7 separate regions of the Mus musculus genome follow, and regions 1, 3, 4, 5, 6 and 7 are each linked to region 2. The links are chromatin loops, found by intact Hi-C in ENCODE. Cell type or tissue: left cerebral cortex. All regions are shown on one strand. Region 1 overlaps Ncor2 (nuclear receptor co-repressor 2). Region 2 has its middle 16 kb from the start of Gm32585. Region 3 overlaps Ncor2 (nuclear receptor co-repressor 2). Region 4 overlaps Ncor2 (nuclear receptor co-repressor 2). Region 5 overlaps Ncor2 (nuclear receptor co-repressor 2). Region 6 has its middle 32 kb from the start of Gm32585. Region 7 has its middle 26 kb from the start of Ncor2.

Evidence for each region. Peaks named below come from ENCODE experiments on the same cell type or tissue, not always from the same donor. Only the 100,000 strongest peaks of a DNase experiment are listed, where the experiment ranks them.
Region 1: a loop joins it to region 2, with 2.8 times the contacts of the local background. A loop is called at or near these places in 11 of 42 quality-filtered maps.
Region 3: it touches region 2 in a loop (2.4-fold over the local background); 6 of 42 quality-filtered maps call a loop at or near these places.
Region 4: it touches region 2 in a loop (11-fold over the local background); 11 of 42 quality-filtered maps call a loop at or near these places.
Region 5: it touches region 2 in a loop (7-fold over the local background); 20 of 42 quality-filtered maps call a loop at or near these places.
Region 6: a loop joins it to region 2, with 2.7 times the contacts of the local background. A loop is called at or near these places in 15 of 42 quality-filtered maps.
Region 7: it touches region 2 in a loop (2.1-fold over the local background); 15 of 42 quality-filtered maps call a loop at or near these places.

Annotation. Positions count from the first base shown.
Region 1 is chr5:125,022,613-125,026,612 of GRCm38, forward strand. It overlaps Ncor2 (nuclear receptor co-repressor 2), which reads right to left. Exons shown (of 47, transcript NM_011424.3): 39 at 3,040-3,192; 40 at 2,806-2,951; 41 at 2,397-2,590; 42 at 1,521-1,670; 43 at 889-1,034; 44 at 259-312. Among named protein-coding and RNA genes, the nearest start is that of Rflna, 21 kb to the left of the region's middle. In left cerebral cortex, a CTCF peak has its summit at 1,611 (motif pointing left); a DNase peak (open chromatin) is centred at 1,598.
Region 2 is chr5:125,266,577-125,270,576 of GRCm38, forward strand. No RefSeq gene overlaps it. Among named protein-coding and RNA genes, the nearest start is that of Gm32585, 16 kb to the left of the region's middle. In left cerebral cortex, CTCF peaks have their summits at 1,701 (motif pointing left) and 3,447 (motif pointing right); DNase peaks (open chromatin) are centred at 689, 1,027, 1,289 and 1,706; H3K27ac peaks cover 774 bases.
Region 3 is chr5:125,121,037-125,125,036 of GRCm38, forward strand. It overlaps Ncor2 (nuclear receptor co-repressor 2), which reads right to left. Exons shown (of 47, transcript NM_011424.3): 2 at 3,734-3,944. The coding sequence starts at 3,838. Among named protein-coding and RNA genes, the nearest start is that of Ncor2, 56 kb to the right of the region's middle. In left cerebral cortex, CTCF peaks have their summits at 1,693 (motif pointing left) and 2,315; no DNase peak of the experiment used is centred here.
Region 4 is chr5:125,173,327-125,177,326 of GRCm38, forward strand. The region is part of intron 1 of Ncor2 (nuclear receptor co-repressor 2); the gene reads right to left. Among named protein-coding and RNA genes, the nearest start is that of Ncor2, 3.9 kb to the right of the region's middle. In left cerebral cortex, a CTCF peak has its summit at 3,707; DNase peaks (open chromatin) are centred at 84, 2,172, 2,751, 3,193 and 1 more place; H3K4me3 peaks cover 1,979 bases; H3K27ac peaks cover 2,539 bases.
Region 5 is chr5:125,109,007-125,113,006 of GRCm38, forward strand. Ncor2 (nuclear receptor co-repressor 2) reads right to left here. Exons shown (of 47, transcript NM_011424.3): 5 at 887-1,066. Among named protein-coding and RNA genes, the nearest start is that of Ncor2, 68 kb to the right of the region's middle. In left cerebral cortex, no CTCF peak of the experiment used is centred here; DNase peaks (open chromatin) are centred at 2,339, 2,839, 3,023 and 3,770; H3K27ac peaks cover 1,039 bases.
Region 6 is chr5:125,218,593-125,222,592 of GRCm38, forward strand. No RefSeq gene overlaps it. Among named protein-coding and RNA genes, the nearest start is that of Gm32585, 32 kb to the right of the region's middle. In left cerebral cortex, a CTCF peak has its summit at 2,297 (motif pointing right); a DNase peak (open chromatin) is centred at 3,480; H3K27ac peaks cover 407 bases.
Region 7 is chr5:125,203,422-125,207,421 of GRCm38, forward strand. No RefSeq gene overlaps it. Among named protein-coding and RNA genes, the nearest start is that of Ncor2, 26 kb to the left of the region's middle. In left cerebral cortex, a CTCF peak has its summit at 1,685 (motif pointing right); a DNase peak (open chromatin) is centred at 505; H3K27ac peaks cover 688 bases.

The DNA of each region.
Region 1 (4,000 bases), 240 kb before region 2:
TCAGGTCCACACTTGGTGACGTGCCCCAGCCCCAAGCCCCAGCAACTGGCCAAGTGTTTCCGGGGTGTACCTAACACCCACTTGAGGGACCCTGACCTCAAACCTTGGGCACTCCTCATGTAGGGAGGACCCTAGGCAGTGGAGGCTGCCCATCTGTGTCATTCTGGGTCCACTGAGACCAGGGAGAGGCTAAGGCTCCTTGTCCCCAAGTCAGCACTGGGGAAGGGAGTTTGCCATGCGGACACACAGGAGGGTTACCTGCTCCAGTGATGGCGGGCATGTTGAAGATTTCCGTCCCAGGCTGGCCAATATCTAGAGCAGGGTAACAAGGTGGGGAAGGGCTGAGCTCACAGGTCCTAGGAGATCTGCACCCCTGCTTGTCCCCCGTACAGTCTGAGTTGAATGTCTGGGCACAACCAGGCACCTGATGCTCCAGGTTTACTCAGGCGGTTGGTCACTACCTTAGGCCTCTGTTACCTGTGAGGGCTTCTATACTCCAGAAAGGAAGAACCTTGCCTGTCTGTCCAGGCCACCCTGGGGAGGGGACAGTGCAAAGCTGTCATGTGTTGCTTTCCGGTGCATTCTTGTAAGCATATGGCCCATGTGACCCTGCGCTAAGGACATGAGTCCTTGTCCACCCACATCAGCCGTGGTGAAAGGCACCGGGTCTGCAGCATGAACCTGGAGTAGTGTGCTGTGCTCCTCAGCACCCAGCACAGGGCTGTCTCTACAGCTTTCCCTGTGCACCTACTGTGTGCAGGGCATTACCAAAGTGCTATATGCTGTTGTCAGTTAGTACCAACTGGCAGAACGTTGGGCTCTTCCATGGTAAGGTTTAAGAGTACTATCTCCCTCCCGGTGCCTGCTCTAGCCCTGGCTTCCCCTTACTGTATTCTGGCTCGTTCCGGTTGTGGGTGTTGAGTTTCTTGTTGATCTCCTGCTTCTTCGACTTCACCATGGCGGAGTTGCTCTCAGTCAGCTTACTGAAGAAGGCTGGCGGCTGGCTGGTGTTGCCTGGAGACTTAGAGCCCATCCTGCAGGGAGCAGGAGACACCAGGGTCAGCAGGCTGGGCATTGTGACCTTTAGCAACAGGGAGCTCACCACTTGAGCTACCGTGAGGTGCTAAGGACCAGCTGGTTCCCATCCCAGGTACGCTGTGAATTGCCCCCAGCAATGCCTTATTGCTAGATCTGACACAAGAATCCCCAGGGAACTGGACAGGTGCAGGTCACACCCTCCCTGAAGTCCATGTCCACCCCCACCCAGTCTGGTTCAACTTAGTTCATTCCCAGATCACCAGCAAGTGATAAAACAGGGCATGGCTCAGGCTGAGATCCCAGACACAGGGATGCCAGGCACCAGGATGCCAGACACAGGGTGCTGCAACTGAAGGCCCCTGAAGGTCTATCAGCCCGCTGAGCTGTGAGGGATTAATGGCCTCCATATGGGAGGGCCGAGGCCTTGGGTGTACATGGAACTGACACCACCATCTCTAAGCGCGGATTTGTGCTATGGGTACCTGGGCTCGCCCTGTTCCCCGTCTCGATACAGCAGTGGGTACGCAGTGCTCCGAGCATGTCCTGGCTCAGTCATGCCCTCTGGTGGGGACACAGGCTCAATGGCATCCTCGCTGCTGCCCAGGACCGATGTTTTGCTGGGTTCTGGGGACCTGATGGAGATAGCGTCCTAGCTGAGGGTGAAGTTCTACCCGATGATGAGGAGACCCCACTGTCCACAGCGGGGCCCTGCACATTTCCCTGTAAATGGCCACTCTGCAGCTGAGGTATGGAGACCCCAGTGGGCTACTACGATCTTCTGAGATAACCTAAAGACTTGTAAGCTTTTGTTGATTTTTGAGTCGGGTTCTTGCAGTACATCCCAGACTGCCTTGAAGTTCACAATCCTCCTGCCTCAGCCTGGCCAGAGCTATCTCACCTGAGTAGAGTGTGTGCCACCACACTGAGGCACCCATGCCAGAACCTCACTGTCTATACCCGTGCTTCTAAAATCAAACTCATACAAGATGCCTCACTCCGCTCCTAAGCCTAGGTAGGGCCCCAGCTTCTCTCATGCCCCGAGCCTCAGGCCCAGCCAGGGTAAGTATGTGTGCATGGTATGGGATGGTAACTCACTTCTCTATGCCTCAGTTTTCCTATCTGCTAAATGGGCGTGGGACATCAGACCCCTAGCTGAGTTGGCATATATAGGACACTCAGTTGGCACATGGGAGCCTTGGGTGTGCCACCTTCGTGATTAGACTTTGTGTTGGTTCTGGGAGCTTAGTGAACTTCTGTATCCCTGAGCCTCAGGTTCCCATTAGCCCAACACAGTCAAGCTCACCCTACCCCAATATCCTTCAGCCAAGCATCTGACACAGATATGAGTATATCCTCACCTTTTGCCCCCTTCACTGTGGGGGGATCCCCGGGCTGGGGTGCCATGGTCGGGGGGTGGGAGGTAGAGGTCACTGGGTGGGCGGCGAAGATCCAGGACAGGGCAGCTGGCTCCGGGAAAGGAGTAGAGAGGGGCGGGAAGGGGGCCACTGAGCTGCTGCGGGTGGTGGCGCGTGTAGTCCTGCGTAATGACCTCCTGTGGGAGGGAGGCAGGTCAGGACTTTCAGTGTAGAGTAGGGCAGAACCCTGATCTGACTCTTGGTCTCCTGGGTGAGTGTCCCCAGGCAGACCTTATGGTGACAGCCGCCACAGGACTGAGTGTAGTGGCCAGTGCATGCTAGCATCTGTCTGACTATGGGACGTCACTCTCCTATCCACCCCAACGGTGGGGGCCCAGAAATAGACACTTACACTGATGTGCTGAGCCAAGGTGACCACCCTCTGGTGACCTTTGATGCCTGGGGCAGTCTGGAGGAGTGGGCTAGATGAGGGCTGGCTCTCGGGCAGTGGCCGCAGATGTGGGAGATGGGCAGCCTCCGCGCTGAGCTTCATGGGGCCTAAGGAGGCGAGCAGAGCTTGTCAGGGCCTGGGGACAGCGTGGAGCCGTGCCTTAGTCTCCCCACCTGCCACTCTCCCGGGTGTTACCTGGCTGCTTGTGCCGCAGCTCCCCTTCCAAGTGGCTCTTCTCTAGCTCTTCCAGAGGTTTGGAGAGCCCCTTGTCGTGGGTCAGGCTGGGGGAGCTCACCGGGCTGATGGGCTCCACCCCATCGGGGCTGTAGCCAGCTCCACTGTGGTAACCTGAAACAGGTGAGCTGGGGTCAGAAGGTGGGTGGGCTTGGGTTTGGGGGGTGCTTGGGATGAGCCATTCCTCCACAGTGTGGGCCTCAAGATGGAAGGAAATTATCTAAGCCTAGGTGGGCCAGAAAGGAGGAATGGCAAGTGACAGACAGTTCCATGTATCAGGATACAGACACACCCAAAGGACTGTGGGAGTCTGGCTTGGGCAGTGTGGGGCTTGGGTAGAAGAGGAGAGACTGGGGGAGGTGGTGGTGGAGAAACTGGAGAGGAGCTTGAGTGTGCATGGGGTCAGGGTGTGATGGTGTGGGGTTCAAGCTGAGTGACACCGTGTCCCTAGACAACTGTGTCCCTAGGCCCTGCCTTGTCCCAGCCCCACTGTCCCTGATCACTCCCTTTGGGCTTTATGCTGGTGTGGGAAGAGGAGGTGGGCACCCAGCCTCCCCCCCACCCTGTCTCCCCCCCTCGCTCCCTGCCTTGACTTCCTCCAGGAACAGTAGCAGCAGTCAGCTGGTAGCCCCTGCATCCCCACTCCCCAAAACGAAGGTGCAGGTGGTGGCGGGAGATGGGAGGCGCGGTCGGAGTCCAAACCACAGATCCATTCATTAAAGGAAAAAAGGTGAAAAATCCAAAAAGAAAAAAGGAGGAAAAAAAAAAAAAAGAAAAAGAAAAAGGAAAAAAGGAAAAAAAACTCATGACGACAGGATGGGCAAACGATGAGGGGCCCGTGTGGGCGGAGTCACCACAGCGTGCCAACTGACCAGGATGACGAGCTCGAAACAAAATACCAAAACCAACCGAAAAAGGGGGA
Region 2 (4,000 bases):
TCACGACGACTATGGCAGGGATTAGGACAGAGGCTTGGAGGTAGGAGAGCCCGGGGTTGAGTCTTTTGGGGAGACTTTTCATGGGTGCTTAAGAGGAGTGGCCACAGTAGAATCAGGGAGGCCAGCCTGGAGGGGGTGTATGGGGAAATGGATGGATGTCCCAAGAAAAAGGGATGGGTTGAAGGTCTGACTGGCAGGGGCTGTGGGGACAGAGCTAGCAGGTTGATGTGCAAGGGTGTGGACAATGGGGAGGGTTGGAGAGATGGCTCAGCGGGTAAGAGCACTGACTGTTCTTCCAAAGGTCCTGAGTTCAAATCCCGGTAACCACATGGTGGCTCCCAACCATCCATCCATCAGGAGATCTGACGCCCTCTTCTGGAGTGTCTGACAACAGCTACAGTATACTCACATATGATAAATAAATAAATAAATAAATAAATAAATAAATGTGTTGGGGGCTGGGCTATGTCAGATACACCATCAGCCAGGGGAGTGGTCCCACCAGGCCACTCCACAGTGTAGACACCCCAGTCACAAAGTCACTGCTGTCCTCCTCCTAAGGCCCTTGTGGCTCTGGGGGAGTGACTCGGAAACTGAGGTTGTCCAAGGACATGCCACCCCAGCAGCAGCTTAGCTCTCCAGAGACAACATGGTGACAGGAAGGGGAACCCGGCCAGCTGGCAGCCAGCTTGGGCTGCAGAAAACACACTGCCCAGCCGGGAGCCAGGGCACCCGGGCCACCTTGGTGGCTACAGCAGATTATGGGACCCAGAGGGCAGCCTTATCCTCCATCTGTCAAGCAAAGCACAGGCCCAGTTGGTCTCCGCAACAGACAAGAACCCCTCCTCCTGTGGGCCCGACCATCCACTGGCATTCATCACCCCCAAGACAGAAATGAAGCCGCAGCTGTATCGCTGTCCCAGGATCCGCGTTCCCTGCTCTGAAAACAAACGTCAGTTTTACGCTTGATATATCTGTGACTTTGCCGTGACATTTCCGAGGCGGCGGGAGGCCGTTACTGGGTGACAACGTTCTATTCCACTGACATTATCTCTTAATTACAATATGCAAGCAACACGGAAGGACGGCCCCATAAATAGATCATTTGGGGTTTCTGCTCTGCCGCCGCAGCCGCCACGAGCCGAGCTGCACACCGAGGGGCTCGCAAATGAAATGTGGGAGGGTGGGGGTGGGGAGGGATGAATGGCTGCAGGGGCGGGTGGCTGCGTGTCCTGACTCAATGACAGTGTGCTCAGCGACGCGGGTGTCAGGAAATGAGGCATTTTGACTGAGCTTCCAGCAGTCTCTTGGGTGTCTCCATTCTCATCCCTGTCAAAACAGCCCGCCACCGCCAATCCTGAGGACTTTAATGTCTGGCACCGAGGGACAAGCATTGATTTTTTTTTTTCTTCCAGGAAATTAATTCTGTGAGGGATCGTAGTCCAGGCTTGAACTCAGAGACCAACATGCCTCTCTGAATAGTAGGTACTGGTAGGAAGGAGGTACCTCATTTGCTTCTTGCAGCTACCCTTTCTGGCCAGCGTCTGGGCCAGGCATGCCTTTCCCATCTGCCTGCTGTAAACCACCTGCAGTGTGTAAGCCTATGGCCTGAGAGTTTCTACTTCAGTCCCAGGTTCAAGTTCTACCACTGAGCAATCCAGGATGCCAGAATCCTGTCGTGTGGCCAATAGCGCCATCTGCTGGTGATTTATAGGATTGCAGGGAAGTTTGCCTGGGTTTGTTCCACATTCCGTGATACATCTGAAAACCATTTCCAATTGCCATGAGCGAAATGTCCATCCAAAATCCCTCTCGCCCACCCTCATCTGGACCTTGGAGTGGGTGGGGCAGGAAGTGGCTTTCCTGTGAATTATACGTGGGCACGGTATGGTCATAGAGCCTTGCCCAGGGAGCTACAATGCATCCAGCCTGCTGCCACAGGGCTGGCCTCCCACCCCTGCCTGCTCCCTTGCCAAAGCTGATGTCAGGAGGAAACCATGTCCTGCCCCCAAACAGCTGCTGCCCACAGTCTGAGACCACAGGGCCAAGAGCCATACAAAGCTGGGTCAGAGAGGCCCGTGACGGAGTCCCTGCCCCTCCAACAGAAGACATTCCTGTGGCCCAGCAGAGGGCAGATGGTAGCCATAGCCACAGAGGGAGACCAGAGGGAGCACTGTGTGTGCTGTGTGTATCAGCTTACAAGTCCTTCTCCACATAAAGCCTTTCCTATCTGTCTGTGGCGGGCGATGTGGTCTCAGGGCAGGGTAAAAGCAGGGTGGTGGAAGAGGGGCAGATTGGGGGTGGAGACCCATGTCCTAAGGGAGTAGATGAGAGAAATGGGTATCACATCACAAAGCTCCTTCCACTTCCTACATAGAAGATGCTTCCTGCAAAAGCACAGCACTGGATGGCGTAAACCTGACTCCAGAATGGTGCCACGTGTAGCCCCAGTACCTCAGCTCTCCAGCCCAGCTCACTGCCAAACCTCAGAGTGGGGCAGCTCCCCTGAACCTGTATACCTAACCCCCAAATTCCAGAGAATCCTTCCCACCTCCTAGCTGCTCCACTCTGTCCTGTGACAGACAGGCTCTGGGAGACAGGCACTATTTTTAGACATGTGACTCTTCCTCGTTTCACCCAGTGTGTGCCACCTGTCTGGGGACAATCCTGAACTGAGACCCTCACCAAAGCAGCCTGGCCAGATAAATGGGGCTCCTTCTAGACCAGCGGTTCTCAACCTGTGGGTTGAGACCCCTTTGGCAAAGCTCTATCTCCGAAAGTATTTCCATTGTGATTCATAACAGCAGCAAAATTACAGTTCTGAAGTGCCATCAAAGATAACTTTGTGGCTGGGGGTCGCTATAACTTAAGGGACTGTATTAAAGGGCCATAGCATTAGGAAGGTTCAGAATCTCTGTTCTAGACAGATGCAGTTTGGGGCCTGAGCCCGTGACCTCCCTTCCTCCCTAGGCCTCCCGGGGTCCCTTGGCACTGGTCACACTTCCTGACCTGGGTTGAGATGCTCTTTCTGGGGTCACCAGCACAGCGGGCAGTCCTTGGGTGCTGCACAGAGAGGAACAGTGGGCAGCACTCATGAGCTGGCCTAGCCGCTGCGGTGCAAACCTGTTTCCCTATCAACCGTCATCTCTCTGTGCCTCAGCCTCCTCATTGTAAAAACGAGGGAATGATGACATCAGCACTCTCTCAGGTCACAAATACTGAACACAAATGGTCAACGTGGTACCATCTGTCTAGTACACAGCAAATATTCAAGTAATGACAACATCTTAGGGATGTAGAAGCCAGAGCCCAGCTTTGGTCTTCGCTGGGTAGGTAGTGGCCGGAACCTGCCATTTTGATTTTATTTTAAAAATTATGTGTATGCGTATGTGTCTGCCTATCTGTGAATGTGTGCACACATGTGTGCAATACCCATAAAGGCCAGAAGAGAGCGCCAGACCACCCTGGTTCTGCAGTTACAGGTGTCTGTGAGCCGATATGTGTACTGGGAACTGAACTGCAGTCTTCTGCAAGAACACCAAAGTGGTCTTCACGTCTGAGCTGTTTCTCCAGCCCCCAGGATCTGCCATTTCATAGTTCCCAAGGACATAGATCCCAATAACCGTTTCATAATTATCCCAAAGACAGCTGTGCAAACTGAACCCCGGACCTACTTTGGAGATGCATATGAACGCCCCAACCCTGTGCCTGGCTTCCTGGGCTAAAGAACTGTTGCTATTTCCATAGACATTGTCTGCAAGCTCCATGGCTTGGCAACACGACAAGGCATCTGAATATGGGAACTGAAGATAGCCTTTAAAAATATATATATAATATAGAGTTTATTTGGGGGCATGGGAAGAGGGGCATGTGAAGGGGGATTGAGAAGGGAGGATGGGGAAGGGAAGAGGCCGGCAGGAACATGTGGAGAGAGTGGGGTGGGGAGGGGAGAGAAAAGAGTCAGAGAGAGAAAAAGTGGGGATAGCCTTTTAAATACAAA
Region 3 (4,000 bases), 150 kb before region 2:
CTCCAGCCCCGGGCTCTGTGTCTTAAAGCAGTTCTCACTGCAAAGAACCAATGGTAGCAGTCATATGCGCTGGGGGGGAGCAGCCGGATCCTGACCCTAGACGGCAAGCAACTGGAAAACCTCAGAGACCAAACTGCAAGGGAAGGAGCGGGCAATCAAGACTTTGCAAAACACGACCTAGAAGGACAAGGATACCAGGATGGCCCTGCAAGGACGACATCAAGAGAAATGATCCCATTCTTAGGTCGCCGTAACCAAGCCCTCTGCACAAGCTGACTAATGTGACAACCCCTCCCCCCCAAAAAAAGCAGCTCCAGAAGGAGGATATCATGGGCGATCTGAACATCAAGAGAATGATGAGCAAGAACAGCTCTTCCTGGTCACACAGCAAGAATAGTACAGGTGAGGCTCAACTGGCCCCTCCGCTGGGAACGGAGACAGTCACAGGACACAGGCTTCAAGCCTGCCCCGTACTGATTATAACACCTGACTCAGGGGTAGAGGCCCACCCCAGCCCCTGGATATTTCCACTACAAACAGAACAAGAGGGGAGCCCCAAGAAACAAATGCACTGTACCCCAGCACGAGTCTAAGACGTAGAGAGCCACACAAAATCACACGGAGGCGGAGTTCAGCCTACCCCTGTCACCCCTGAACGGAATGTTCATTCCAAAAGAGCCTCAAGTCAGGGTTTTCTGTGACGCTGTGCATCCAGACACCATGCACCCACTGTCTGTCCTCTTGGGTCCCAGCTCCACCATCAATATTTGTCTCTCCACTTAAATATGGCCTCCTCTAGCCCCATCTTTGTTCCACTGTACCCCAAGAGAATGTCGACTTCCCCAGAGAGGGGGCATCTCTGCCTTCACAGCTCGGTCTCCAAGGCATGTGACAAATCTAACCTGTATTTGTCAGGCAAATGGACAAGTGAATCCACTAATGAGTGGATGAATGAGCAAACAGGTCAATGACCGAGCCAGAGAGTTAATGAATGGACGGACAGACAGATGAGGACCCTAAGACAGTATACAGCAGGTGGGCACAGGACCCCACGATGTGCCCACACACCTAGGACATCAGCCCCGGCCAGCATCCAGTGCCATTAGACAGGAGCAGGCTGAGCCCTGGGTGGCAGAGCAGAGTTTGTGACCAACTGAACAACAGCCCACAGGTCCATCCCTCAACCAAGAGTCAGCCAGCTAGGCCCAAGGCCAAGGTTAGGCACAGCCAATTTTGTCAGGCGTCCCTGACACACACCTTGCCAGACACTGACCTGCGGGTACGTGGCTCTTGCACCCCACTGCCAGCAGCATGCAGGCAGGGGAGGGAGACACACCAGAGGGTCTGGGGAGCGAAGACTGGTGCTGATAGGCAGCATGTTACCCCTGGTGAAACGAGGGGATTGACAGCCTGATGCTGTAGGGGGGGGGGGGGTCCTCTATACTTGCCGTCCCTATTGTCACATCACACAGAAACCGGCTCACGTCCCAAGTGATCACGTCATGATGCCACCTCAGCAGAACCCCAGCCATTTTATAAGTGGCTCACTTGACTGAGAGGGCAGAGCTTCCGGGAAGACAGACCTGCTAGAGTATGTAAGTGGCCCAGACCCGAAGAGCTGGTGAGATGGCTCAGCGGGTTAAGACTGCTCTTCTGAAGGTCTGGAGTTCAAATCCCAGCAACCACATGGTCTGACGCCCTCTTCTGGCGAGTCTGAAGACAGCTCATATAATAATAAATACATCTTAAAAAAAAAAAAAAAGTGGCCCATCATGTTCCCCAGGCCCAGGACACCACAGGCTGAGCTGGTCCGCACCAGGGCTAGAACACACACAGTGGCTCTCCCCCTACGGGGTGTCACCTTGCTATGGATCCATGGCTTCTCTTCTCAGGCCTCTCTTTCCTAAGACACAAGTGTTAAGGGGGAAAGCGCGTGGTCTTTTCCAGTCTGTGTTCTACTTATCCTTGGGCCACAGGAAAGAGATGGGGTACAGTGGGGGTGGGGGGACTAGGAAGGGCCTTGGGGAAGTCTGGGGAAATGAGGGTGGGCTGAGAGGGCAGGCTGCAGGAAGGTCGGGGCTATTGGAGGAGCCTGGGTAAGAGGGTGGAGGAGGGGCTGTGGGGCAGGGTTGGGGCGGGGTTATGGGGAAGGCTGAAAAGGACCAAGGGCTCCATATGCCAGGCTTCACCAAGCCAGCATAGAAAAGTAATGAGGCCTCAACAGTCTCCCAGAGAGAAACCCTCCACAGACCCTGGGGATGAACAGAGGCCAAAGAGCAAGCAAGTCCCCACCAGGGGACAGACATGTTCCAAACTGTAAGCTATCCCATCAGGCCACAGGATCAGTAACTACTGGGTCTGGGCCAGCGGCATCCTGCGTCACCAATGGCCCAGCAGGAGAGTGGGCGGTGCCTAGGGTCAGCCAGTGACCCCAAATACTGGGGAGAGGACACAAATGAGGCAAAGAGCAAGAATTCAGGAATGAGGGAAGGACACACAACAGCCAGAGGCTGGGTGGATGAGCAAAATGAATGAAGGGGAAGAAGCCACAGACATCTGCCTGGGGGGACTGGGATGGGGGAGGGGAGGAGGGGAGGGCAAAGAGATGATAGAACCCCAGGCAGGGCCCATCAGGAAATGGCTTTAACAGTCACCAAGTTATGGTGACAGCAGATAGCCACATGGGGACATGCATAGGCCTTCTTGTGGGTGTTGCTGTCATCCCTGCTTTATAGGTGACAGAACTGAGGGCCCCCCCCCCCAAACAGTAAATGGCCCGTCTGGGTCACTCGCCAGCCTGGAGAGTAGATGTCCTTGCCGCTGGCTTGGTTGTCACCCAGTGCATCATGGTTGCTGTGTGGTGGTGTAAAGGCTGGGAGCTAGGGAATGTAGAACCCCAACACTGGCTGCCCCAGGCCAATGGTTAGGGTTTGTCTTCTCCCTCCAGGCCTCAGCTGCTCCACACACCGAGAGTATGAAGCTGGGTACCCTAAGGCCAGGCTCTGGGGCTCATGAGAAAGCATTCTTGACTCACAAGTAGAACCACGTCCCACACAGAAATGGACCATGCCACCCAGGAGGGACAGACACAAGCCTAGACATACATTCTCTCCTGCTCACACACACGCACGCATGCGCACTCCCACCCAGCTGTGGCTGCTCCATCTCACATCACACCCCATTACTCCACAGCCCAGAGAAAGAGTACACAGCAGGCAACAAGAAAAGCCCAGTCTGCTCCCTCTAGCAGTACGAGATGAGCAGGAACAGGACCCTGGCAGAGGTGGACACTGCTCTGGGGCTCAGAGTCTTACAGTTGAAATAGGCACGAAGATCTTGAGGGTTAGGAAGAAGTGCAACCTCAGTCTCCCTCCCCAAAAGCTCCCCAGTCCCAAACATGGTGGAAATGGGTCGGAGGGGAGGGGGGTGACACCGTGGGTGCTCTATTGTACTTGCCAAGTCCACAAGATATAAGCAGCGTATCCACACAGCCTAGCCTCAGCCTCCACCTTCCCATACTAAAATAAGACTTGCTACGTAGCCAGCTAGGCTGGTCTCAAAATTGAAACCCTCCTGCCTTCACCACCTCAATCCTGGGATTACAGGCCTCCATCACCACACCTGACTGCCACCAGTGTCCCCACTGAGACCAAATCAGCACGGGCCGCAGCAGCCTGGCTTCAGAAGATGCACTGCAGTAGTGGAAGTGGTACTGAGCAGACATGCCCCTTACCGTGTGGGACCGGGCTATCTGCACCGGGTAGGAGATGCCATGGGGTGGGTAGCGGGGCTCAGCAGCCCGCCATGTCTGTGCCACAGGCTGTGTGGATCCTGACATGGTGGTAGGGTCCAGGTAGGCTTTGGAGCCCAAGACACTCTTGACCACACCTAGGACTAAGGGCTGGTCTCGGTCATCTGCTGGCAGGTGACCTCGTCACAGGTGCCTGTGGAGAGAAGAGAAAAAAAAACAAATTGAACAGGAGGCAGCTGGTCCACAGCC
Region 4 (4,000 bases), 93 kb before region 2:
AGCCTGGGCAACTCTGTGAGAGCCTCTTTCATCAATAAAAGGTCAAAGTAGAAGACTTGGCATGTGGCTCAGTTGAGAGAGAACTTACCCAGCCAGCGTGCACGAGGCCCTGGATCCGCTCCCAAGGGCTACAAACCCCAGAGCAATAGTTACAATGTTTCCAGGTCCGGGTACCACCCTCACTCGCAGCAAAGGCTCAAAGCGGAAGATGCTTTAGAGCGTTCCCACTGCTACTAACTCCCTAGGGGCTTCGCATACAGCATCAGAGGTTGGTGGGAAAATGAGGTCATGAGGTGGATACCAAAGCTATAGGGCAGAGGGCCTGGGAAGGACGAGTATGGAGCCATGCCCAGGACAGGTAGACCTTTCAGGATAGCATGGAGCATGGAAAGCCCACGGAATGGGAGGACTATGAAGCTTGATGCCAACTTTGCTCCTACATCCAAAGCCACGGTGCACAGGGGCAACCAGGCAGCAGCTAAAACTGTTTAAGCCAACTAACATTAAATACAGCCACCTGCCCAGGAGCTTGGTGCTCGGGACACCATGGGAGAGAGGAGGAACACAGGAGGTCACAGTCTGGTCTTTCCAAAACACCCCCTAAGGCAACCCAACTGTCAGGGTTACAGAGGGAGGGGAACCCCCAAACACACCGGAAGGCCCCATTCCCCATCTTTATCCTTCAGCCCATTCCAAGCTGCTATTGATTACAGGCAGGTTGATTACAGGTGGGAGGGGAAACCTCAGTTCCCAGAGCAGAGAGAAGCAGCTGAGAGTCACCAACCAGGGAGAGGGGAGGAGCCCTCACCCTCCACCCTGGGGTCAAGGGAAGAGACTAGGCTAGCCAGTCACTTGGGGAGCCTACTTGGGCAGCCTTCAGGAGGGAGGATTCCAGACTAGGGGTGTAGAACTCAGTGGTACCCAAGGCCATAGTTGAACCCGAGTACTTCCAAAAAAAATTTTTTTTTTTAAAAAAGTAAGGAAAAGGGCTGGTGAGATGGCTCAGTGGGTAAGAGCACCCGACTGCTCTTCCGAAGGTCCGAAGTTCAAATCCCAGCAACCACATGGTGGCTCACAACCATCCGTAACGAGATCTGACGCCCTCTTCTGGAGTGTCTGAGGACAGCTACAGTGTACTTACATATAATAAATAAATAAATAAATAAATAAATAAAAAAAAGTAAGGAAAAAAGACTAGAGAAATGTATCCAGTCTGACCACCCAGAGCAAATGCAAGGACACACGAGTCCCCGTGACAAACTCTTCCACTCTTCCATCAGGTCTTTGCCCTCTAATGGGGAAGCTACCTACATATGGTGACAGAAGATTCGAAGCCACACATGGACTTGTGTGACCCACATAATGCTAAGTGCCCAAGCAGCAGTGGCAGCAGGTGGCCCCATCTCACAGATGAGCAAACTAAGGCTCAGAGAGAGGGGTTAGGTAACCTCCCCAGTATCCAACAACTTGATGCTGTGGGCCAGCATTTAAGAAACAGATGGACTGTTGCTGAGGACCAAGCCCCCAAGGGGTCCTAGCGGAGGAGGGCAGGGTTCCAACTTGACAGGTGAGGCCCACAAGTCCCTATTTAGAGGTTACCAGCCTGGGCACACTGCTTGTGACCCAGAAAACCTTAGTCTTTGATGCTAAATCAACCACCAGGTCAGACAGAGTGGATCAGGCACTCGGTCCCCTGCTGTGCTTCCACGAATTCTTGTGGTATCTATGAACCAAAAGGTTATGACCAGCTAAGGGTCCATGAGCAAGGCAATGTGCAGTGGCTGCACTCTGCTCTAACACAGAGGTGTCACTAGGAGAAATCTCTCTTCCACTCACTGCCACCACGGGCACACTGTCCTGCTGTGACCTTGGGCCAACTGCCCCTCTGACCTGTGTGGCTCTCAGGAGCAAGGGCCTCTCCAACCACAGGCTTATGTGTCCCCAGCCAGATTCCCCGGGGAGACAGGAGCAGGGCACTCCAGGCTTCAGGGCTCCCCGCTTCCAGCGTTATGCCCTGTTAGACACCATGCTAAATAATTCAAACCCCTGTTTTCATTTCAAAATAAACACAGCACTGTCGCCAAGGCAGATGCCAAAAATTTGCATGAGTGTTTTGAGATAAAATGAGACTTCAAAGAAATGCCAGCCTGCCGCTGGCACCACCCCCTCTCCAAACCCTGGGAGAACAAGTTCCCAGTCTCTGAGCTGCCCTCCCCCACAGCCCTGCAAAGATGGGCAGGTGCCAACCCCAAGAGGAAGGTCAGTTCCTGATCCCTTCCTTGCAGCCAAGGCTGTCGTGCTGTGTGATCCGCGAAACAACCCAGGCGTTTGCCCCAGCTTCCAAGGCCAGTCACCAAAACCTCCCAGGGCCCCTGTGACACCTTCTATAAAATAGGACAGTCACTTCCCCATAGCCCACCTCAGAACAGACCAGTAGATGCTCGGTGCACAGACAAAGGCACTTTCTGAATGCTGGCACACACACACACACAGTTGAATGCTTTCTGAGGTCGGCACACACACAGTAAGTGCTTTCTGAATGATAGCACATAGTCAGCATTTTTTTGGGTTTTTTTGTTTTTTGTTTTTCCTGGATGTCACCGTTTTGCTACTGCAGTGCAGATGCAGATCCGCCAACTCCGAGAACAGGATTCACCTGGCGTGCCATAAAGTGGATTTCCCATCCATCAGCCTCCCCTAAGGATGCTCACCTGACCCTTCCCAAGCTTCTCTTCCTCCCTAAAGAGGTGGGTCTTCTAAGCCACCCACTCCACTTGGCTTTGTGTAGCTCTGCCTTCCCCAGACAGCTAACTGCCTGCCTGCCTGCCTGCCTACCACACACACACACACACACACACACTCATCCATCCCCTGGGCACCTTAAGTGGGAATCACTAGCTCCAGAAAGCTGCCACCCTTGCAGGAAACTGTCCCTGAGGTATCACCTAGGGAGGCTGCTATATGGTATCGGAGACATGAACGGATACAGAACAGAGAGAGAGAGACAGACAGACAGACGGGGGGGGGGGGGGGGGGGAACCTCAGACAAGAGGAAAAAGAAAAAAAAAATCGAGCCAGCCCCTGGTGATCAGCCTGTGTGAATCTCCCACTGGATCAATCTCCCCTTTTAACTGGGTGGTGAGGAGGTGCCACCCCCATCTTCAGCGGTTAACACAGGGGTCGTTCCCCAACACCAGTTTGGGGTGGGACCCAGCCAGAAACATTTCCAGCCAGGAATCCCGGGTCCCTGTGGAGAGGGGGGGCTGTAGAGTGGCAAGCACCTGCTGGCCCAGAACAATTCTAGATCCAGCTGTATTGCAGCTCGGTTCCTGTTTGCAGAGCTGGAAAACCTTTGGGAGGTAGCCCAAGTATTCACTAGGAGAAAAGAAAGGATTAAGCCATGAACCCTCATGGGGGGGGGGGGGAGCACAGCCCCAGGAGGGGGTCTCCATCCCTCACCCGGGCCTGACAGCCACATTACCACCGACATGAGTTTATCAATAGTATCGATTCCTGGGCAAGCGTAAATAGCTCCGTGGGAAGAGGCTAGGTCTGGCCACTCACTCCCACCCCCACGTCTGGACTCGAACACCGCAGGCTCCCCTGGCGCCCCAAAGAAACAGCGGTAAATTTCCGAACAGGGACATGGAGTGCAGGGAAGCTAGGCAGTACCCGAAATGCCCTCACCACCCCCTCCACCACTCACTGCAGCTCAGCTGGCTGCCAACTCCGTGTTTGCCTGTGCTCAATGGGCTGAGGCCTGGCCCTTCTCCATCCTGCCTCCTCCATCAGACCCTCCCTGCTCCCAAAGGTGGAGCAGACACTCACTCTCGTGGGTTTCCCCAATACGACGACAGAGCAAGGATGAGAATCCGGAAATAACAGTAGTCATAGTAACCTATCCAAGGACCCTCTGCACAGACTTGGTTCTCAGAAGCGCCCCAGACCAGGGAACTGTTTTCACCCTCACTCTGCAGAAAAGAAGCCCATAACCACAGGC
Region 5 (4,000 bases), 160 kb before region 2:
ATTTTTATTATTACAACATATTTACATCACATACATGTGTGTACATCTGCATATGTGCATGTACATGAGGTTAGGGCTGTCCCCTGGAGGTGGAGTTACAAGGAGTTGTAAGCTGTCAGATGTGGGTGATGGGAACTGAACCTGGGTAGTCTGTAAGAACAATACATGTCCTTAACCACCGAACCATCTCTCTCATTCATTTATTTTTATATTATTATATAATCTTATTTTTATACTTTTATATATATGTATGTGTGTGTGTGTGTGTGTATATATATATATATATATATATATATATATATATATATATATATAAATTATTTTTTAAGATAACATTCAAGAAAGAAATTTAGGTTAAGAGGAAAAAAATAAAAGGAGAAAAAGAAAACTAATAACAGCAGCTCAAGTCACTTGGCCTCCAGACTTGATCAACATCCATGCATGTAACAGTGGCTCCAGCCCAGCCCCCAAGCCAGGCCTGGAGGACTGGAGATGTGAGAGCTCCACTGGTCTGGCACGGCCAATCTGACCGCACCAGGGCCCAGCCTCACTCTGGGATTCTGGGCCACCATCTTGGAAGCCCTCAGTGCCCAGCTCCCGGCTCCCCATTCAGCTTTTATGCAAGAACAACCAAAGGCTCTTTCTCTGCCTTGGGCAGCTCATGGTGCCTCTCCCGGGAAGCCTTGGTCCCCTGAAGCTCAGGACTCTCTGTTGACCGTGCAGATATATGAGCCTGATGGGCCCGGCCCAGAGGCTTCCAGAAGCAAAACATTAAACACACACACACACACACACACACACACACACACACCAACCACCAGGAAATTGTGTGGCTCCAGGCACCTGAGGACGTGGGGCCGGTCTTCTGCCCGCCCTCACTACTCACCTGCTTCTTCTTCAGCTTGGAGATCTGCTGCTCTACCATGGTGATCTCACGGTCCACGCGGTCCATGTTCTGGATCAGCTCCTCCTTGGACAGTCGAGATGGCGCCAGCTCTAGCTCAGGGTCAGCGTGCGGGGGACTGGGAGGTGACACAGGCTCCAGCTTGCCTGCCAGGCTACGGTCCTGTGGTTGGACAGAGAACGTTGAGGACACCCAAGTTTGCCGTGACTTCAGGCCGCAGCACACCAGCTTCCTACCCTAAGCATCCCCAGGACGGCAGTGCCACGCGTGGATCCTGCCTCGTCCCAGCCACTCTTCCCATGGCTGTGTTCTCTGAAGACAAAATCCAGGAGGCCGGCAGGCAGTAATGACAGTCCTTACTGCCTCCTCCTGGCTACACCTCTATTTCCCGGGAACAGAAATAAGACTCCCACAGTGACCCCAGCCTGACAGCTCAGCCACATATGCCTTCCACATGTGCGTGATGCAAGCAGGCTGCAGACCCTGAACTGGAGCAGTCAGCTTTTCAAAAAACACACCTGTCACAACACACAGGAGCCATCGGGGTCACTGGGCCTCGCTTTCTTCTGTTTTTGCAGAGCAAAGAGATGGAACCCGTCTCTAAGCGAGCGCTCCACCACAGATCTATTGCCCAAGCCATTTGTTACCTTCAACCTTTTAAAGATTTATGAGTGTTTTGCCTATACATATGTATCTGCACCAAATGCATACCTAGTCCCTTTAGAGGTCAAAAGAGCGGGGTCAAGAAGCCCTGGAACTGGGGTTACCACAGTTGCAAGGCATGTGGTCGCTGGGACCCAGACCTATGTCTTCTATAAGTGATCCTGGTGGCAAGCCATCTCTCCCTATGTTGCCCAGGGTCTCCTTGAGCTTCGGGTCCTCCCACATACCGGGATGACAGTTCTGCACCACTACACAGGGCTCTTTCTCATGGATGGGCATTTGTCAGCTTCAGCAGGCTGCTCTGCCCTGAGGCTGCCTGTACATCTCCCACATGGCCCGGCACCTGGCTGCTTCATGGTTCTCTCTTGTTCTCTAGTCAGGGACCACCCAGGCTGCACTGGGATGCTCTGGCAACAAAGAGGTTAGGAAAACAACCCAGTTCTCATCTAGATAGCCCTGGGCTCCAATCCCAGCCCCCCTCTGCAACACCCAGTTCTGTGACCACAGATGGTGCTTGGAGGTGCTGCCTGCCTCAGTATCCCTATCTTTACAGTGGGGGGGTGGGGAGGTAGGGGGAGACAGGAGTAGTTTCACCTCCACAGTGGCTTGTGAGCCTAGGTGCATCCAAAACGTCTGACACACAGTTATCACTGAATAGCACTGTCAAGGAAGGTCTGTCCCTACCCTGGTTCCCGGCTAGGTCAGCCCCACCCTGTTCCCTCTGGGCCAAGACAGCAGCTGCTGGCAGCCATGGCCAGGCAGAGTCTGCGGCTGCTCCCCGCCCCCACACAGCTGCACTCTAAGGACACAGGATGCTTTATTCCTAGGAACAACTGCAGCCTGGGCAGCCAGGTGCCCCCACCTACCCCCACCCCCATCACTCTTGCCACTAGAAGAGCCCACAACTTCCACTTGTCCCCTTCGCTCTCCCTGTCCACTCTCAGCCCAGTACTTTGCCCCGGCTTCATGCTATCATCTAAACCATAGGTGCCACACTGGGGACTCCAGGCTCTCCTCCCAACAGAATCCCCCAGGAAACTCTCAGTATCCATCTCCAAACAGAAGGTGGCACTGAGGACAAAACCCTGAGCCCGGAGATCATATTGTCCCTTCTGCTCTGCTCCCCAAAAGCAGAAGAGGGAGAAACAGATTTGGAATAAGGGTGTCAGCAGTGGGACCGTGCAACCTGAAACCATGGACCAGACTTCTTACAGTCCAGGATGGGCTCCAAAACCATGCCACCTACAGAAGGCTCCATCTCCAAGTCTGGGACAGCACGGAAAATGCAGCTGGCAACACCAGCCACTCCATGTGGCTGAGCCTCACTTCCTGGACCAGCTAGATCAAGCTGTCTTTCATGGTGCTTCATCCTCAAGATCACGCATATGACCCGAGCCAGAACCCCCACAGTGTACAAACATACAGCAGGTCCCCTTTCTGATGCACATGCTCCCACATAGTAAGACACAAGAACAAAGGCAGTGAAACACAATCACAGAAACATCCAGACAGGGGGAATCCACCCACAACAGACTGCAGGGCTGGGAGAAGCCAGACAAACGGCTCCCTCACAGATGGAGGAACACTTTCCAGAGGGATGAAACCTTGACTCCTGACTGTCCTGCTACTGGCTTCATAGACAGCGAGCCAATGGCAGGAGAGATGGCATCTGGCATGCCAAAACACACCGGAGACACCTGACAGGCTAGCCTCTAAGTGGCAGGTGACTTTGCTTGCAGATGACCCCCTCCTTCTGTAGGTCCCAAGCCTGAGGACAGAGAAACCCTAAGCCCAACCAGAAACCAGGCAGCAATTTAGTTCTCTCCTTAGACTCCCTTAGCCAGTCATATACTCGTCTGTCCATCTGTCAGTCAGTCAATCAGTCAGTCAGGTTCTCCCCCAGTCAGTCAATCAGTCAGGCTCTCCTCAGTCTCAGTCAGTAAAACAGGTTCTCTCCCAGTCAGTCAGTCAGTCAGTCAGTCAGTCAGTCAGTCAGTCAGTCAGCTAGACTCACTCCAGCTAACTAGTCAGACTCCACTGAGTCAGTCACTTTCTGCAGTCCTGTGCCTAGGCAGAAAGCTCCAAGGCAGCAGTAAGAAATGCTCCATTTCTGACATAAAGACCTGTCACAAAAGGCCTGGGAATGAGAACCAAGGCTGAGCTCTTCCAGTTCCTGTAGAGGCCTGTGGCCAACAGCCACAGCGGCAGCTTCCAGGCCAGAGCTAGAGGAATGGCAGAAGTGGCTGGACCAGCAGAGCCAAGGATTGGGGACCTGTGAGGGGTAGAGTCACCTCTGTGGGGTTCCCAGAGTCACACATGCTGTCTTTCAAGCACTCCAAGAAGCAGCATGGGCCATGGTGATGTCAGACACAAGGGCTGAGCTCAGCCAGAAGCCACCAAACCTGGATTTCATTATAGGCACCTGAGTTCAGG
Region 6 (4,000 bases), 48 kb before region 2:
CTTGCCAGCCACACCTTCCCGTGTCTCAAGCCCACAAAAGGCTTCTGGCCATTTTCTTTTTTTTTTTTTTTTTTTTTTTTTTAAAGATTTATTTATTTATTATATGTAAGTTCACTGTAGCTGTCTTCAGACACTCCAGAAGAGGGAGTCAGATCTTGTTACAGATGGTTGTGAGCCACCATGTGGTTGCTGGGACCTGAACTCCCGACCTTCGGAAGAGCAGTCGGATGCTCTTACCCACTGAGCCATCTCACCAGCCCATTCTGGCCATTTTCTACATGCCATCTACCAGTAGGTTTACAATGTCCGAGATCTTGTAAGGACAGGGGTGTCCCAGTGGTAAGTGACAGTTACCAGTGGCCCTTGCAGGAGGCCCAGGGCATTCTGGGAAGCCAAACAGAAGTCAGGATAAGCCAGGGCCAGAGCCCCATTTCAAGCTTGGTCCTTCAACATCTAGTGGCCTTCCTGCGACCTGCATTCCTCCATGGCCCCTGGGTCCCTCCAGCTCCATCCCTGTAGTTTTCAGGACCCCATCCCTTCATTTGCTTTTTGTCCCCCACATTGACTGCTCCAATGCCACCCACACATATCAACACCCTCCAAAAATGTACCTCAGCCTTCAGGTGGATTACCCACAATGCCTCACCACTGTACCCAGTCATGTCAAATGGCACCCAGCATACCCTCAACCACCTCCAATCTGGACTCCAGGTCCACATCACCAACTCTGAGGCGTGTGACTTCTCTGACACCTGCCTGGGAGGAGACCTTCCCCAGAGTTGACACTGGACCATGTGTCCGTACTGTGCCCCTCCCCTGCGGATGGTCCTGCCAATGCCCAAAGGTTCCGAGGCTATGGTCCCTCCCTTGCCCTGTGTTGAGTTCCACTGTTCTCATGTTCTCGTTTGAGTCTATTTTCTCAGCACCCGTGATGTGGTGGGAGCTTGATGCAGCAGAGGCTAAGGTGGGATCTCTTTGCTCACGGGTGTGGCTAAGACCCAGGAGGGGACAAAGGGCTGGGTGTCTTGCAAGCCCTGGGCTACGATGGGGACAGTGGTGTGACCCTACACAAGCCCAGAAAAGACACACTGGTGGAGACACAGGGATCAGGAGACACTCCAAAGACCCAACACCCAGGAGGAACTCAGGTTGGCCAATGGCAACTGGGTCAGGGATGGATAGAGAAAGTTCTAGCAAGAAAAACAGCCTAGGAGGCACTGGTGAGATGGCTCAGCGGTTAAGAGCACTGACTGCTCTTCCAGAGGTCCTCAGTTCAATTCCCAGCAACCACATGGTGACTCACAACCATCTGTAACAGGATCCGATGCCCTCTTCTGGTCTGAAGACAATGACAGTGTACCAACATACATAAAGTAAGTAATCTTTAAAAATACCCTATGAGCCGGGCATGGTGGTGCATGCCCTATGCTGGCATTCACCTCTCTGTCCCTGACTGTGGCCACAACGTGACCACCCCCAGACATTCCTGTCCACTATGCCTTCCCACTGCACCCTCAACTCTGAGCCAGAACAAACCCTTCTTTGACTGTGGCTTTTGTCAGTGCTTGGGTGTCTTCTCACTGGTCACACTGCATTAGCTGGGACTTCTATGGTGACTCTGATAGGGATAGAGAGTATCTATACTGGCTGGTTTTGTGTGTCAACTTGACACAGACTGGAGTTATCACTGAAAAAGGAGCTTCAGTTGAGGAAATGCCTCCATGAGATCAAGCTGTGGGGCATTTTCTCAGTTGGTGATCAAGAAGGGAGGGCCCATTGTGGGTGGTGCCATCCCTGGGCTGGTAGACTTGGGTTCTATAAGAGAGCAGGCTGAGCAAGCCAGGAGAAGCAAGGCAGTAAGAAACATCCCTCCATGGCCTCTGCATCAGCTCCTGCTTCCTGACCTGCTTGAGTTCCAGTCCTGACTGCCTTTGGTGATCAACAGCAGTATGGAAGTGTAAGCCGAATAAACCCTTTCCTCCCCAACTTGCTTCTTGGTCATGATGTTTGTACAGGAATAGAAACCCTGACTAAGACAATGTCCTTCATGTCTCTTTCATGATCTTCAGGGAGCAAGATCACTTCATCATGAGTGAGGTACCAACCAGGAGATCTTTGTAGATCTTCTTTATCGAGCTAAGGAAGTTTGCTGAATATATTTTCCATAACAAAAGCACTGTAGTTTGTCTTCTGATTTTCCCATTCCTATTAATATGAGCATATGGTTTTTTTCTAAAGAATTATTTCTTTTTATATATATGAGTACACTGTAGCTATCTTAATGCACACCAGAAGAGGGCATCTGGATCCCATCACAGATGATTGTGAGCCACCATGATGTGGCTCAGAATTGAACTGTGGACCTCTGGAAGAGCAGTCAGTACTCTTTTTTTTTTTAATATTTATTTATTTATTATATGTAAGTACACTGTAGCTGTCTTCAGACACTCCAGAAGAGAGCATCAGATTTCATTACAGATGGTTGTGAGCCACCATGTGGTTGCTGGGATTTGAACTCAGGACCTCTGGAAGAGCAGTCGGTACTCTTAACCGCTGAGCCATCTTACCAGCCCCAGTCAGTACTCTTAACCAATGAGCCATCTCTCCAGCCCAGAGCATATGGTTTTTTAGCTGAGTTTCTTTCTCTCTGTTTAAGCCACTGATTGGCAACCCTGCAACTAGGAGCCAGTGAACACCCCTTGATGATGTGAGACACTCTGTGACAGACACAGAGACCACAGTGCTAGACTGCCTTTTCTGTAAGTGCCCCCTAAGACTTGGAAGTTGGGTGTGTTTGTTTCCTCTGACCATCATCATAAAGTCCCACAGGCTGGGTGGGTTAAACTGGGTGAATTTACTTTCACAGCTCTGGAGCCAGGTGTCTGTGGTCAGGGGGTCAGCAGGGTGAACTCCTCGTATGAATGTGCTCTGGACCTCTTCTTGACTTTTGGAGAGCGCTGGCCGTGTTAAGTATCCCTTGGCTTGTAGGCACATCATCCTGCTTTCTCCCTTCATGTTCTTGATGCACTCTGTCTGTGTGTGTGACTAGGTTAAAGCTTCCTATTTTTAGAAGGACATCAGGATTATCAGACAGATATTTCTCTTCTGCACAGTGATGTGGGCGTGAACATGGGCTCACTAGAAGCCGAAATAGGTCTTGAGGGGCCAGGCAACAGCCAAAGGCTGGGTGGGAAGAAGCCACAGAGGGCCCATGAAGAAAGGAAAATCAGCTGTAGTGTGTAGTGTCTGTGAGACTGACCGTGGGGATGGATGGTATCTTGGCAGCCTCTACCTTCACTGAGGTCCTGATGTGAGGTCTCCTCCCACTAAGTAGCCTTTACTTCCAGGAGTGAAGCAGCCCCCATATGCCATATTCAGCAGCCAAACTGAGCCTTCTTCCCTGGCAGACGGCCACCTTGGCCCAAGCAGCAGTGGCCTTCACAAGGGCCCAGTGTGTTCCTGCCAAGGTCTTGGCTGAGGCTCTGGGGCCCTGCTGCACACAGGAGTGCTTTGAAGACTGGATGAATTGAGCCCAGTGTCTCTTCCAGTGGTTGGGGCTGGGCCAGGCAAGGGCCGGGGCTCTCGAAGCCAAGGAGGGACAGGAAGGCAGTCTGGTCCTCTCTGCCCATGGACAACCCTAAGCAACATTCTGACTTTCTCATCTGATCACCACAGGGTTGGGATGGAGAGATGGCTCGGGGGTTCTGAGTTCAATTCCCAGCAACTGAATGGTGGCTCATAAGCAGGTATAACGTGCCGGGACTCAGGTCTATACCACCAGTCTGGGATCTAACACACCAATGCACATTCCATGTCTACGCACAGACACTTAGATATCCATGTGGAAGAACCCCCCACCCTTGGACACACATGTCCCTTATATGATCTGTGTCCACAGCAATAAACAGAAAATGATATCAAATGAACTTGAGGAAACTGAAAACCTTTGTCCCCGCTGTACCCGCTTGGCCTCCCGCTCCAATGTTCATGTGCCTGTGTG
Region 7 (4,000 bases), 63 kb before region 2:
CAGCTGCAGGGAGGCGGCCTGTGTTCTGTTCTTCCGGCAGCAGGTGGGGGGGGGCTGGTGGAGGGGACACTAGAGCCCACAAGTGCCCAGCCTCCTCCCAGCCCCTCTGAAGTGAGCCTGGCATCAATGAGGGGACAAGAGGAACAAGGTAGTCCCCTCAGAATCTAGGAGTTGGGAGCCAGTGAGGGCAGGTCATTGTGGTCTGTAAGTGTCAGAGGCATCCTTTGTACCGTGATTCTTTGATTTGTCTGTTGCTACTGAGACAGGGTCTCCCGTAGCCCAGGCTAGCCTTGAACTCACTCTGCAGCCAAGGATGACCTTGAACTCTTGCTCCTCCTGCATCCACCTCCCAAGTGCCTGGATCAAAAGAGGCTAGCACCACTTCTGCTGGCTTCCCACCTTCTTCAGCTAGTGACGCAGAGTTCTTAGAGCTTCCCTGCATCGCCAGAACGTTCTCTTCACTCAGCAGGGAAGTGACGAGTCTTTCAGACCATCCTGTTGCCAGTTCCCCAGCCTCTGAGAGCCACTCTCCCGTGTCTTCTCTGTGGATCTGCCAGTTCTGGGCACTCGGCCTTCTGCCTTTGTCTGTCACAAAGCACGAGGTCTCCGAGGCTGACTCAGGTCGTGGCTCACATTGGCACGCCAGTCTGTTTAACAGCTGAGTCTCTGTCACAACTAGCAGTCTCCAGCTGCTGGACACTGGGTAACATCCATTTTTTTGTGTGTATGTGCGAATTTCTTTGTGTGTGTGTGTTGCAGACATGTTTGTGTACACACACACACACACACACACACACACACACACACACACACGGAGCCTAGAGATCAACCTTGGGAGTTGTTCCTCAGGAGATTTCCACGTTGTTTTTGTTTTGCTTCGTGGCAGAGTCTCTTCTCTCATTGGCCTGGAGCTCACAGGTTCACCATCAAGCCCCAGACATGCTGGAGGGCAGGCTAGAGCAATGGTTAGTGCTGAAGTGCTGCCGCTCCCCCTGGGAAGTGGTAATTTGCTGGAACATCCAAGGGCAGTTATTTGGCAGAGGCATCCCTGAGCCACCTGCTGGTCCTGAGCCTCAAGGGCAGAGATGCAGGCTTTCCGGGAAGAAGGTTCGGGAGTGTCTTGGCCCCTAGCAGATGGTACCTCTTGGAGCTGACACCACAGTCTGCTAGGGAATGTATCATCTTCCCTTTAACCTTGCCCTTCCTCTTTGAGGGTGACTCACGTTCTTGGCCTCACTGCAGCGGGTGAGCGCACTGTCATGGTGTTCTGATGGCTGCAGCCTCCTTCTGGGCTGCTCTTAGTGATGCTGGAGTCTTTGACATAACGAGAAGAACAGTTAAAAGAACGCAGGTCCACAAAGCTCACAGCAGCCTGTCCTGTTTACTGGAGGACTGACCAGCTCCCAATTTAGCATAATAGCATATTCTGAGTATTTACTTTAAAGATTAGTTAATTCTTATTTTTTTTAAAAAAATTTTTATAGGTAGGGTTTCTCTGTGTAGCCCTGGATGTCCTAGAACTCACTCTGTAGACCAGGCTGCCCTTAAACTTAGAGATCTGCCTGCCTCTGCCTCCAGAGTGCTAGGATTCAAAGTGTGTCCCACCAAAGTGCATTTATTTTTATTTGATGTGGATGAGTGTTTTGCCTGTCTGTATGTGCACCACATGTATGCATTACCCAAGAAGACCAGAAGAGGGCACCAGATCCCCTGGAACCTGACAAAGGCGCTGGGAGTGGAAACACAGCCCTCTGATAGAGCAATATATATATATATATATATATATATTTATTTATTTATTTATTTATTTATTTATTATATCTTAAGTACACTGTAGCTGACTTCAGACACACCAGAAGAGGGCATCAGATTTCATTACGGGCGGTTGTGGGCCACCATGTGGTTGCTGGGATTTGAACTCAGGACCTCTGGAAGAACAGTCAGTGCTCTTAGCTGCTGAGCCATCTCTCCAGCCCCACAAATGCTCTTAACAACTGAGCCATCTTGGCACGCTCCTATTTTTGGTATTTTGTGACAGGGGCTCACTATGTCACCCAGGCTGTCCTCCAACTTGGCAATCCTCCTGCCTCAGCCTCCTGAGTGTGGCAATCACGGGTGTACATCACCCCACTCAGCAACATAATGCCTTATAGATTTCTTCCTTTATTCTTTCTCATGGATGAATAGTATTCCTTTTCACGGGTGTACTCCTTCATTCTTTTTCGCGGGTGAGTGGTATTCCACAGTGTGGTTACCCAACAGTGTGTTTATTTGGTCATCCGCTGATGGCCCTTTGCCTGTGTTTAGTTTTCTGTTGTGATGAAGCGGCTATGGACATCTGTGCAGTAGAGGATGTGGTCACAGCTCTGTTTATCCTGGGTGTACATCAAAGGGTGAGCACTCAGAGTTAAGGTGCGCTCTGTTACATTCTGCTACATTCTCTTACATTCCCATCATACCGCAAGGCTGGACATCGTTTCTTACCAAAGCCCTTTAACCCTAGAATTCCTTTACCCCCCAGCCATGGCCAATCTGAGCCTGAGACAGCTGTTCCCCAGGGTGGAAGGATGACCAGAGAAGCAACCAGAACATTACTCCATCTTAAAAGCCAGCAAAAAATATGTTAGATGGTACAGCCAATCATTTTTCTGGCCTTCCACAATATCCCTTTCTTTCCACCAGCTGCAGTGAACCCCTGGGGCCTGGTGAGGCCAAGGCCAGCAGCAGCAGGAAGCCTCAATGACCATGAGGAATGGAGCCTCTCCACCTGGCGCTTGCCTGCCATGTGGGGCAGAGACTGGCGTGATATTTGTTTCTGAACTACAAGCACCTGGGGCTGGCGAGATGGCTCAGAGGGTAAAGGGGCTTGCGGCTAAGCCTGAAGATCTGAGTTTGATCCCTGGGACCTACACAGTGAAAGGGGAGAATAGACTCCTGCAAGTTGTCCCCTGACCTCCATATGAATGTTGTTGTATTGCAAGCATGCATGCGCGCGCGCGCACACACACACACACACACACACACACACACAAACAACCTGTGCACCAAAACCAGCTTTTCTGGGGCCAGATGACAAGGGTGACCTGGGGGTGGCAGTGGGGTAGTGGGGACTGTGGCACATTGGAGAGCTCCCACCTTAATCCTGGAAGAACTACAGTTCCCCTGCAGTCTCTGTTATACCTCCATCTTACAACCCACATCTTACAAATCTGCCATCCGCGGGGCCAGGCGTGGTGGCGCATCCCTTTAATCCCAGCACTCGGGAGGCAGAGGCAGGCAGATTTCTGAGTTCGAGGCCAGCCTGGTCTACAAAGTGAGTTCCAGGACAGCCAGGGCTATACAGAGAAACCCTGTCTGGAAAAACAAAAAACAAAACAAAACAAACAAACAAACAAACAAAATCAGCCATCCAATGAGGCCAGAAATCCTGACTCTTCCAGCTGCAAATATGGCTGTATTAAACATCCTCTCATCAAATGGCAGGTCATGTACTGGGCTAGAGCACCTGACACCCATGACCCGTGGGTCACCAGCCAGTTCCTTCTGTCCACTCAGCACATCAACCTTGGAATAACCAGTGTGGGGGTGGGGTGGGGGTGGGGCTCAGCCTGAAAGACAGAGTGGGCACATTTTGTAGAGACTCCAGGGTGGACAGAGTGAGGCTCAGGCTCTAGGAAGCGTGGTCTGACTGGGGGACCGTGGGGCTGCTGGCGAGGCTTCTGGCAGAAGGTGTGGAGATGGCTGGATCAGCCTTTCCAAATGACCACAAGGATCCCAGACGTTTGGTGGTTGAGGTAAGAGGATTACAAGTTCAATGTACAGTTCAATTACAAGCTGCAGAGTGAGTTCAAAGCCAGTCTGAGAAGCTGAGTGGGACTCTGTATACAGAAAAAAAAGGGGAGGGGGAGAGAAGAGAGGAGAGAAAAGAGAGAGAATTGATTTATGAGGAAACTTTCTTTCAACGGAGTCTGGAATCATTAAACTCCCAGCCAAGATAATT